Linked DNA regions of Homo sapiens: region 2 is linked to region 1. The links are chromatin contacts, found by Hi-C or POLR2A ChIA-PET in ENCODE. All regions are on one chromosome and are shown on one strand. The core of a region is the stretch at or near the end of the contact, and the rest is flanking DNA. Distances in the headings are between cores, read along the strand shown. Region 1 overlaps BACH2 (BACH transcriptional regulator 2). Region 2 overlaps BACH2 (BACH transcriptional regulator 2).

What was found. Hi-C counts contacts between places; a loop is a spot of excess contacts on that map. ChIA-PET counts read pairs that join two places held with the same protein, here RNA polymerase II (POLR2A). Pooled maps may share reads with other maps.
Region 2: a loop to region 1 is called in a map of gastrocnemius medialis, with 5 times the contacts of the local background. The contact joins two enhancer-like sites. A Hi-C loop is called at or near these places in 2 of 168 maps with a recorded cell type or tissue (gastrocnemius medialis and posterior vena cava) and 10 of 50 pooled maps. POLR2A ChIA-PET finds 5 or more read pairs at or near these places in 16 of 52 experiments (BJ, CD4-positive, alpha-beta T cell, CD8-positive, alpha-beta memory T cell and 11 more).

What each region holds. Positions count from the first base shown.
Region 1 is chr6:90,095,179-90,101,463 of GRCh38, reverse strand. All of the region lies in intron 4 of BACH2 (BACH transcriptional regulator 2), which reads left to right. Among named protein-coding and RNA genes, the nearest start is that of BACH2, 200 kb to the left of the region's middle. Within about 2 kb of position 3,308, at least 12 of the 41 ENCODE cell types and tissues checked have a DNase peak (open chromatin) inside an H3K27ac peak, as active enhancers do; they include gastrocnemius medialis, where a contact is called at or near this core.
Region 2 is chr6:90,191,079-90,196,996 of GRCh38, reverse strand. The region is part of intron 4 of BACH2 (BACH transcriptional regulator 2); the gene reads left to right. Among named protein-coding and RNA genes, the nearest start is that of BACH2, 100 kb to the left of the region's middle. RefSeq lists a silencer at 2,073-2,367. Within about 2 kb of position 2,545, at least 3 of the 41 ENCODE cell types and tissues checked have a DNase peak (open chromatin) inside an H3K27ac peak, as active enhancers do; they include gastrocnemius medialis, where a contact is called at or near this core.

The DNA.
Region 1 (6,285 bases), core at 2,059-4,558:
AGGATATTCACACACAGAAGAATGAACTTGGACTTATACCTTACACCATATACAAAAATTAACTCAAAATGGATCACAAAAATAAATGCAAGCAAAAATTCTAAAACTCTTAGAAGAAAATATAGGGATACATTTTTGTGACCTTGCGTTAGGCAGTGGATTCTTAGATATAACACCACAAGTACAAAAGACAAAAGAAAAATTAGATAAATGGGACTTCATAAAATTAAAAACTTCATGCTTAAAGGAAACCATTAAGAAAGTGAAAAGATGGTCCACAGATGGGAGAAAATACTTACAAATCATGTATCTGACAAAGGATGTGTATCCAGAATATATAAAGAATTCTTACAGCTCAATGCTCAAAAGACAACCCAGACAAGTAATGGACAACTAAAATATGCATTTCTCAGAAAAAGATATACAAATGGCCAGTAAGTGAATGAAAAGATGTTCAGCATCATTGGTCATTAGGGAAATGCAAATCAAAATTATAGTGAGTTACCACTTTACCCCCACTAGGATGGTTAAAGTCTAAAAGACAGTAATAAGTGTTGGTGAGGATGTGGAGAAATTGGAACCCTTATACATTGCTGGTGGGATTGTCCTGCTACAGCCATTTTGGAAAACAGTTCCTCAAAATGTTAAATACAGAGTTACCATTTGTCCCAGTATATTAGTTAGGGTTCTGCAGAGAATAGAACCAATAGAGGGTGTGTGTGTGTGTGTGTGTGTCTGTGTGTGTGTGTGTGTGTGTGTGTCTGTGTGTGTGTGTGTAGAGAGAGAGAGGAAAGGGACAGATTTATTTTAAAGAATTGGCTTACATGATTGAGGAGACTAGCAAGTTCAAAATTTGCAGGGTAGGCCAGCAGGCTGTAGACCCAGAGAAGCATCGATGTTGCAGTTAGAGTCCAAAGGGAGTCTGCTGTCAGTATTCCTTCTTCCTGGGAGAGGTCAGCCTTTTTTCTTAAGGCCTTCAACTGATTGGATGAGGCCCACCTCATGAAGAGTAATCTGCTTTATTCAAAGACTACTGATGTAAATGTTAATCTCATCTAAAAAACACCTTTGTAACGACACCCAAACATGTTTGACCACAAGTCTTGGTATGGTGACTTAGCCAAATTAACACATAAAATTAACCATCCTACCTAGCGATTTCACTTCCAGGTATATATCCAAGTAAATTGAAAACATGTCCAAATATGTCTAACCATACAAAAATGTTCTTGGCAGCATTATTCATAATAGCTAAAATGTGGAAACAATCCAAATATCCATCAACTGATATAAATGGATAAACAGGATGTGGTAGATGAATATAATTGATTATTATGCAGCCATAAAAAGGGATGAAATATTGACATTTGCTACATCAAGTGTGAACCCTGAAAATATGGTAAAGTGAAAGAAGCTAGACACAAAAGGCCTCATAATAGATGATTCCATTTATACAAAATGTGTAGAATAGGAAAATCCACAGAGACAGAAAGTAGATTGGTGGTTGCCAAGGGTTGAAGGGGAAAGGAAATGAAGAGTAACTACTATGGGTGTAGGTTTTCTTTTTTGGATGATGGAAATGTTCTGATATTAGATAGTGGTGATGGTCGCACAACTCTGTGAATATACTAAAAAACATTGAATTGTATATTTTAAAGGTGTGAATTGTATGATATGCTGATTATATCTCAATAAACCTGTTAAAAAATGCCTAAGCCTCCAAACGTAAGTGGTCCTGGCCACCTAATAGAAAGCAGCAGGAGTTGCTTCTAAAATATAGAATGTATGCTGAATCCCATATGTGAAGAGTTAGAAGGGAATGAAATGATCATCACCATTTACTAGATACCTTCTGTGTTTCAGAAGCTGTGAACATATCAGCTCTCTTAGTCTTCCTTAAAAAACAAAAACAAAAAACATAGCCAGTTTTAAGGGCACACACCTGTAGTCCCAGCTACTCAGGAGGCTGAGGCCGGAGGATCGCTTGAGCCCAAGAGTTCGAGGATGCAGTGAGCTATGATCACGCCACTGTACTCCAGCCTGGGTGACAGAGCAAGACCCTGTCTAAAAAAAATAAAACAAAAGCATATGTTGGCTTTAATCTTCCTTGTTTGTTCACATCAGGAAACTGAGCCTTTGTTCAAATTGCTTGGCCAAAGTCAGCTATGTTGGGACTAGACCTGGGTCTCTCTGACTTTAGGCTTATTCCTAATTCACTGCCCCACACTTCTCCTGGAGGAGAAACCCTGTCCCGAACTGAACAGAGAGTGGCACGACCTGCCACTTAGAGAGGTGGGCAAAGTCTTCCCAAGAACAAAGGTATGAAGGCTGAAGTATGCTTTTGGAGAAAAAACAAAGGAATTAAGTGCAAACGGGAGGCCGTTGCTTTTATGATAAAGAAAAAAAAAACAGGTTTAATTTTTAAAACAAAAGTTCCACAAGGACCACAAGGAAAGTGACAGGAAGACAGAAGGGACCACAGGATCCAAGATTGCCAATTGAAAAGCAAAACCTAACACTGGGGTAGAGCCAGCATGTCATGGACCAGTAAGAGAAATGAACGTTCCCAGAGTAGCCAGCTGAATTGGGGAGAGGCCTAGCCGTGTTGACAGTCAGTTGGACCAGAAGCCACGTAGGGGTGTTCCGGAAGCTGAAACAAGTCGTTTCTCATCCAGAGACAAAAGTGGCCCCAGAAGAAGTTACCCTGGATGCTCCATGGATCAGGATCCAGTACAGGGGCTTGTAGACAAAGAGAAGTACTGGAGTTCTTTTACAAGAGATTTTAACCTGAGGTTTATGGATTCTTAGGGGGCCTACATCGTCTTCAAAGGGTCCTTGAGCTCTTGCTATCATGTGGAAATGTTTTGTGTCTATGCGTCTGGTTCTGGGGAGAGAGTCTTCAGGTTTTTAAAGAATCTATGTCAGGAAGAAGATATTTAAAAGTTATTTAAATGTTTCTCTTAAAGCGCTAGGCTAATTTTCTGGCTGTGTGATAGATTGTGTTAAATGGTCTGGCACTCCTAATTTTTGGAATAAAAATGAATTCTTAGTGAATGATCTCACAGCCTGCAGTGCTGTCTGATTCTGTCCTGGCATTTGATAGAACTTGTTAGGGGATTAGGTAAGACAGGATGTTGGTACATTTGAGGTCATTAAACCAAGAAGGGAAGGGTGGGGGTTGCGGGGGGGGCAAAGAAATCTTGCTAAATATATTGTGGAGCTGAACTAAATGCTGAATAGCTAAGGGACATTCTTTGTGTTCTGTGCCAAGACTTTAAAACCCTGTTTAGAAACAGACTAGAATGATGGAGACAGCTCCATCTAGATGCAGTGCATTGGTAAATGCCTGTCTTTCCAAGAAATACTATTTTACTTGTCCTTTTATGGAGGAGGCGTGGAAGGCTGTGATGTACTGGGTTGTATAACATTTTTGTAAGCGGATACAGCTAGTATAGAACCTAGAGAAACAATAAAAGCCGCCTTTTCACATGGTGTCTCACAGTTCCCGTTTCATTACTAGGAAAATAATGAATATGTCACAGAGAAGCTAATTCGTATGAAAGGTTTTTGTCAGCTGAAATGCATGCCCAAAAGTTTATTTTCTACCTGTCTTTTCTTTCTACTTCTTTTTTGTTTCCTTCACTCTTGTTTTGGATGTATAGTTTTAGAAAATACTCACTTTAAAAATGTATTGGATGGATAGTGGTGAAGGCTGTACAACGAAACAAATGTACTTGGTGCCACTGAACCGTATACTTAAAAATGATTAAAGTGGTAAATTGTACGTTTTGGATATTTTACCATAATTTTTAAAAAGTATATCGGCTAATACAGAAGGAAAACCCACTTACCCTTTGAGGCAAGAATTCCAAGTATCTTTATGTGGTAAATGCCACACCCTTTCCCACACGTGGTATGAATATGTAAGTCGTAGGGCAAAGTGTGTATGGGGTAGAAGTGCTCATTTAAGCATTGCATGGTCCCCACTCTGCCACTCACTGGCTATGGGACCTGGGACCCTATATCCCAAAGCAGATGTTAAGCCCTCCACAAATGCTGCCTTCTTCCTCCTCGGTCCATTACTCACATGTTGGTTTTTCAACAGTACAGTGAGACAGTGGGACTCAGTGATCTCCAAGGTCCCTTTCAGCTCTGCTGATCCATAGTTTAAACTCACTATTTTTAAAAAAAATCTATAGAACACTATGAAAATTCTCGTGGACAGATGTAGTCCACGGGCTTCCCATGTGGACACACAGCAGCTTTTGCTGCTTCTGACTTTCTCTCTCCTCTGTTCCACATTCTTTCTCTTCCCCAGCCTGCCAAGAGTCATCCATGAGCTTGGACCTGGGAAGAGAGGGCAGACAGGAGAAAGAAGTGAGGTGGCTCAGGACAGAAGGCTGGGAAAGAGCCTGGTGCTGGATGTCAGGCTGGACTAGGGATGCATGCAACAAGCCAGGAGTCAGCCCTGACAGTGCCACATGGTTATGGGTGTGATGGAACCCAAGGCCGTGGCCCCAGATTATCTGAAGGGTATGTGACCACAGGAGAAGTAAGCACGATTGATTTTTATACGAGGTGGATGGTGGTGGGAATGTAGAGATTAGATCCAGGGAGAGAAGCTGAGCTCATCGTGTGAGGAAGAGCCTCTGTTGGGGAAGAAGAGGCTATGTCAGGAGGTGCAGCAGGAGAAGAGGGCCAAGGGCCAAGTGCAGGTGTATGCTCAGTCTCCAGGCAGGGTTCAAGCTGAGAGCAGATGAACTCTGGCCTAGGACTCGAGGGCTGGCAAAGGCAGATCCCCAGGGCAATGTCTCTCCTCTGGTTCCTCTATGTGTACCTGTCACTGTACTCTGCAAACACTGATCTTCATTCATGTATTGGTGTAGCCATTCATTCAAGTTTGTGCCAGGCACTATTCCAAGTGTCAGGTATCAATGGTTAGCAAGAGAAGCTAGGTCCCTGCTGCTGTGGGTCTTACATGGACCAAGAGAGAAGATAGGTAATTATACAGTAAATAAACATGTGGATTTTGGTTATCCCTTGATGGAAACAAGCAGGGCAATGCCTAGCTGTTTGGGAGAGGACAGAGCACATTAAGGACAGTGTCTCTGCAAGTGACATATTTGAACTAGACCTAGTGAAGGAGAAGTAACCAGCATGGCTAAGGGTTGTGGGAGGGAATTCTAGGCAGAGAGAGAAGCAGGTGGCAAGGCCAGGCAAGGGCTTTGCATAGTCAAGGGACAGAAACGACACTGAAATATATAACAAGTAAGAAATTATGCTTCATGAACTATAACCATTTTAGCACTAAAACTCTTCATACAAATAGTTAAATTGCTGTGGGACCTGCAGCCTTGTCAGTTTACTTTCATGTTTTACTGGTGGCACATGGGAAAGTGGTCATGTTTCCTTCGCAGAAGAAGGATGTAGTCTCCCCACATTGTAGAGGAAGGCAGTGTTGTACAGGAAAGGAGGTAGCCTTGACAGGCCAGCTTGGATTCAGATTGCATGTTGTCCTGTCTCCAGCAGTATGACCTTAAGCAAAACACGTTGCCTCTCTGAGTCAGGGTTCTCTCATGTACCAGAGAGGCTAATAATTCCTGTAAAATTTCTAGCACAGTTCCTAGCAAATAGATATTTTCAGTAAATGGAGATGATGAAGGCGGCAGTGGTGGTGGTGGTGGAGATGATGATGATGATGATGGTGATGGTGATGATGTATCAATACAGGCTAGTATTCCAATTTTTATGTATAAAGTCTGCAGAAATCCAAGAATTATTTCAAATTATGTACTTTCAACACATTTCTATCACACTTTTTATTTTTCTGGCTTGTTAGTGGCAAGTAGTTCTGCCTGCACCATCCTTTTATGATAGAAGTGAAAATCTGATAACCTCTTTGTTGTATTTGGGAACTTAAACACCTTGAATGTCAAATAAGTGAATTTTCTAGCTTTGGTTCTTCAGCTAGAGTCCCAGAACCTGAAATGTTGAAGTGGAAACTTTCAGAGCTGTTTAATCTCAATTAATGTTCGCCATCCTGTCTGAAATAACTGCATCTCCCTCCCCACTTCTTTCTCTGTTGCAGCAAAAAAGCCCACTTTCTTTCATCACCTTTCCATGCCAGTAGAATAAAACACAAAAGCCACAAGATCTGTGGTTCAAAGGGGTTCTGCCTTATACAAGTGTCTGTTTAAATTCTGTTTGAAAGATAAGAGTTTAAAAAAAAAAAAAACTTCATCTCTGAATTTCCAAAAAATTAACAATTAACATCAATTGACCTCT
Region 2 (5,918 bases), core at 1,296-3,795, 96 kb before region 1:
GAAACTCCTCAGTTACTGTTCAGAAGACACATATTTCTAGTCCAGTAGACATCTAGTAAATGATGTTTACTTTTAAATGCAGAGATTTGATTTGACTAATCATAGTTTATATGTTCTTCTGGTTTATTTGGTTTTCTTTTCTATTTTTTTTAATGGAATAGTTTTGTAATTTCTTACCACTCTCAAACTTTAATAAAGTGGCATCTTGAGGCTAGTTTCAGTTAAATATAAATATAAGCAATTAATTAAGATAACCAACCCTAACCAGAGAGATAAAGTATCATCGCGTGTCATAGTGATCAAGGAGCACCTGTTAATGAGAACTGTAGGAAAACTGCAACCAATCATGAAAAAAAAAGTGTTGGGTGAAATTAACAATGTCTGTGTTTCTTGTTATTTCTTAAATCCAACCCATAAACAATTTGCTGTGACAGCTCTAGGCTGGGATTACGGCATTTGGGATGAGGTCTGATTATAGCTAAAAATAGACACGTGTATTGAAGATAAGAAAAGGAATATTAAACAATTGAAATTTTGTGAAAGACTGATGCTGTTTCATTGTAATAATTTCCCCAAAGGCACATTAGTAATGCTGCTAAATACAGACTTTAATAGACTTTAATAATGTGTACTTTAGAGGCCTGATACACAAAGGAATAATGTATAAAACATTCATTATGAAAAATTGCTACCTTTTTTATTTAATAAGAAATCTGTTGAAACAAAACCTATGGCATTGTGTTCTTGGCTATTAGCAGGCTGAAGAATAATTGCTACCTTCTTTTACATTTTTTCACCTATTCTAATCAAGTTGCAATCATATTTTCTTATTTGTTCCATGAATGAAATGGAGATTAAAAAAAAAAAAAGTACTTGCATTGAATGGACCCTTGTTCAAATTGTGGCTCATTCTCTCGCTACCTTCATGATCTTGGGCAAGTTACCTAAAGTCAAAACTCCGTTTCTTTATTTGCAAACTGAGGATTGTTCTACCTATCTAACAAGGTAGGAATAAGTTAAATGTTGACACAGTGGAGTCCCTATGTAACAGACACTCAGCAAATGCTTTCTATTATGATTACTTTCTACATCTCTTTCTCTTTATGTTGCTTGTTTCTTTGAAGGACTGTAGTGGAGGAGCTGGAAGGGGGTTGAGAGTAGGAAAAAGCAATTAAAAAGATACCTTAGCTGCTCTGTAGCCAAGCCTTGCATTGGATTTCAATTTGATTTTAATGTGCTGCTGCTGAGAGCCATGCTGTTGAAAAAGAGAGAAGAGTAAGAAGCAGATGCTCTTAGAAGAACAGTGGGGCATTTATCTCTTTTAATGAGATAACATCATTAGAGTGACAAAGTGCAGCGAATCAATACTCGAAATGGACTGGCGCTATCTTCCCAAAGTGCGCTGATTGTTACACTTCACAACCTTAGAATCCGCTGAATCACGAATTCTGTCTTATCTGTTATTAGAGCCGCTGGCTTTGATCTCACAGACTAGATCCACACCTTAGGGATCTCCAGAGGAACAGGAAAACAGACTAATAGGATAAATGAGAAAAATCCAAGGTGATTTATAAACTGCCCTGTAATCAAGGAACCTCAGAGAAAGGTGGTTGTGCTTGTTTTTTCCTTGGACTTCTTTAAATGGCTACTCATAACTGCCTTCCCCTCTGCTCGCTCTCCTTGCTCTCTGTCTGCTTCTTGGTGTAATGTCAGAAACGCTAATCATGTCAGACTGTGACACTGACAGCCCTGACATTCACAACAAAGAGACAAGGAGGAGAGAGAGGAAAAGAGATGGGGGAGGGGGGAGGTGAGGAAAAGCAGCAGGAGAAGCATTTTTTTATTGCACATAAAATCCATAGCTGCAGAATCACCCACATCTGGACATGTCATATCCAAGGAAAATCAAGGAAGGCACAAGGTGAATTCCAATAGAGATTGAAACTGAGCTGGGGATTTTCCCCTCTTCTTTTAGATTTCATTGTGTAGTTTATATTAGAATTACTGTGACTATGATTTCTTCTCATCAAGAAAAAGGGCATTTACATTTATTTTTCCTTTTTCTTTACTACAGTTTTTCTCTTCGAAACAAAGCAAAGTTAAACACAGATCTTAGCAGGAAGTGTGTGCTGTCAGAGGTTTTCCAATTTATTACCAGATTCCCATAGTTTAATCTGAACAATAGCCAGTTCAGGAAAGAAGTCATGGGTGAGGGATGTTTTCTGACCATGGCAAGGCTGAATGTCATGACAAAGCTGTTCAGTGTCATCCTCAGGCCCTTGGCTTCTGCGGCACCTGCTTAAAGCTGCTGGATGCAGAAAATGCTGATGTTACCTGTTCCCTAACAGTTTGGAGTGGGCTTCCAAATACCTTTGAGACTTCTGTTTCTCTCAGGCACTTTCTCCATTTGGAATAATGCTGGTGAGTGGTCTGCAATCTCTGTCTTGGATCAGTCATGACCTGAAAATCGGCTGCCACATCTCACATGTGTTTTGAATCCAGATGCTATGATCTAAATTGAGCTCTGAGCTCAGGCTGAATCATCCTAGCTTTTCTATAAACATGAGAAGCCAGCTGCCAGCTCGGCTTTTGAGGTATTTTGAACTATAACTCTAAGTCTTACCGAAGATAGTTATCATTTCATTTTTTCTTCATGTCAGAAAAAAAAAATCAAAAATGGAAAATGGTATCCAGTATTTATTCTGTATCAGTTACCCTGTCATAAAAGAGGGTACATTTTTTGTCCATATTCAAACAGAAGGTATTCTGTACCTAGTGACTTCTTTTCAGATTGATTATAAAAATATTGAGAACTTTGGAAAAGGCTGATAACTCATTTCACAGTGTTCTCATCTTTAGTACCCAAGTAAAATTTTACATACTTGGGCTACTTGATAGAAATGCTCCACTTAATTTCAAAAAAAAAAAATTAAGTGGATTATGTGGCGTAGTTGAAGTTCCAGCAACTTTGACATTGTGACTTGTTTAATATTCTTGAGGAAATTCTACTTCTATTGGCAGAAGAGAGTAAATTTATACCCTATGGAGGATTTGAGAGAATTTACCCCAAAATATCTTCCTGTAAATTCAAATTTTCTTTGAAGTGTTTTTAATCCTAAAATTTTACATGGATTGTTCCCTGTGATATGTGATAGGTCCATGTTTGTTTTCATGTAAAATAATTTAAAATTACTTGCCACTTAAATTAATTAGGTCCTATAGTAGGTAATGACAGCTGGTATAACAGATAAGCCCTCAAAATTGAATGGTTTGACACAACTAGTTTCCTTTCTTGCTCAGCTCTCAGCCCAGTGGAAGTATTTCTGATCAGTGAAGTGCTTTTATTGAGAGGTGATTCAGGAATCCTGAACTCAGGTGCCTTCCGTCTTCTGGCCTCACCATCTATTTTGTCTGCTCAGGCTGCTGTAACAGAGTACCACAGACTGGGTGGCTTAAACAACAGAAATGTGTGGTCACACAGTTCTGCAGACTAGGAGTCGAAGATCAAGGTGTCAGCAGGGTTGGTTTCTTCTGCGGACTGTGAGGCAAGGATCTCTTCCAGGCCTTGCTCCTTGGCTTGTAGAAGGTCACCTTTTCCCGAGTCTCTTCACATCATCTTCCCTCTTTTCCTGTGTGTATCCAAATTTTCCCTTTTTATAAGGACACCAGTCATATTGGATTAGGGGCACACTCTCTTCCAGTATGACCTCATTTTAACTAATTACATCTGTAATGGTCCTATTTTCAAATAAGGTCACTTTCTGAGGTACTGGGGGTTAGGACTTCACCATGTGAATTTTGAGGGGACATAATTCATCCTGTAACACCATCTTGCAATTGTCTGCACCTCACTTCTTAATCACAGTCGCCTTGAAGTAAAGCACCATCTTTTCTCATATTCCTTTGTTGAGCACTAGTCACGTGGCTGCACCTGGAGGTGAAGTGGCCTGGGAAATGTAGTCCCGTGCTGAATAGTGATTGTGCTAGATGGCCACATGCACACACAGGAGCCACCCCATCTTTCTCAGAATGTGTATCAAACTCTCCTGTATCTTCCAGTGCTTCTGAGCACACCTGTCCAGAGAGCTCTCAAAAAGGTAATCAGTGTTCAAGTTTGAGAATCCTATTCTAGCATGGCTAGGAATGCTTTTCAGTTAACACCCTAAGGATTTATATGTAAGTGAGTGCCTAAGGTTGCTTACTGTTTTGTTTTCTTAAGAATCTAATATATTCTCAAGGGAATTTTACTTACACTAGGGTTAATCACTTTTTCTTCTTGTGAAACTAGTGAAATCCAAATGAATGAAGTTTAACTCTTAGCCAAAAACTTAGCTTGTGGTTAGAGTGATTTTCTACAGTACAGTAACTTTTTTTGTTACATGTTCTACTATTGCTGAAAAATGATATATTTCCAAGAGGGAGAAAAGGATATTGTGAGTGCAGAAGACGGTTGTATAACCTGCTTTGCTTATCTCAAATGGCTAGACTTTAGTATTTAATTAAAGAAGTCTTGCCTCTCCTATCAAGTTAGTCATTATTTTGAAGGTTGAACGTGGGTTTTGTAAGTGACTAATTGCTTTGTATGTTCCTTTTCAATTACAATAAGAAGTTATGAATTCTCTACATTTAGAACTGCTAAAAATTATTTAGATTTACCTGTTGAATAGGTTTATTCTTTAAAAAAAAAAAAAGGAATCGAGAAAAAATTTCCACTGTAAATTTTTGGATTCTCCAAGGAATTTGTAAGAAATCTCCCATGAAAAAGAGAGTGATAGCAATTTGAAAAGGATAAGTAGTTGCAGTCTGAAAACTCAGTAGGTAGTGTGAAAGCACATTAATACTGAACCATAATATGTAATGTAAGATTTTAGTCATTAAGAAACCACTATATTGCTGTCTTATTGTTCTGTTACTTTAAAACACAGTTTTTACCTAAAGACTTAAAACCCACCAATGGTATTATAAATTTCCTTTTGGTCAAAAAACTGACAGTTGTACTGTAGCAAAGCTAGTCATTTGAACAGTGGCCTTTTCATTTATAATGGTTATAGTTTTTAATATGTCAAAATCTTAGCAAGTATTCGAGTCATTTTAAGAATGAATTAAATCCTCATTCATTTTGATATTATGAATTCAGATTTTAGAGAAGGGTCTAGGATGAAGTTTGTCCTTTGTAGATATTTGATAAATAATCATTATTTTAAGTATTACCATTTTATGGAATCCCTGTTTGCCAGATACTGCATTAGCCTCTTTACAATAGACTATATTATTGCTAATTTTCAAACCCAATTTGCACAGTAGTTGGTATTATTCCCACTTTACAGATGGGGAAACGCAGAGACCCTTAAGTAATGAGCCCAATAATCACGTGTCTAGATAAAGCAGATCCAATATTTGAATTTGGATCTTAGTGACTCCAAAATCCATGCACGTTTCCATTCCGTCACATTGGAATGTCCTAAGCGTATTTGTTGAATTGAATTCGAAATATATTGAGTAAATTTGCAATGAACTAAACACAAATACAAAATCCCAGAATGAATGTTTTAGTTCTTAAAAGAATGAGCCATTTGCAAATGTGCGGATGAATGCAGTAGTTGAAAATTTGTTCCATCTAATCATTAAAGCAAGTCTCTAGGACTTTTACTCGGTGACAGTTTAGTAGACTGCCACTTCCTTAAATATGTGAGCAGTGTTTGATTCAGAATACTTCTTAAATATCCATTATGTGACCAAATTAGAGTTCTTTAGAACTCTTACAGTTCCTTAAAACTGGTTTCTACTTCACACTCTCACACTTGCCCTCCTTTCTGAATGTGGCCAGGTTATGCAGGTCTTACTGATTTACAGAAGCAAACACAAGAAAAGGTAGCCTTAAGTCACGGATGGGCCTGGCCCGAAGGCAAGATGAAGAA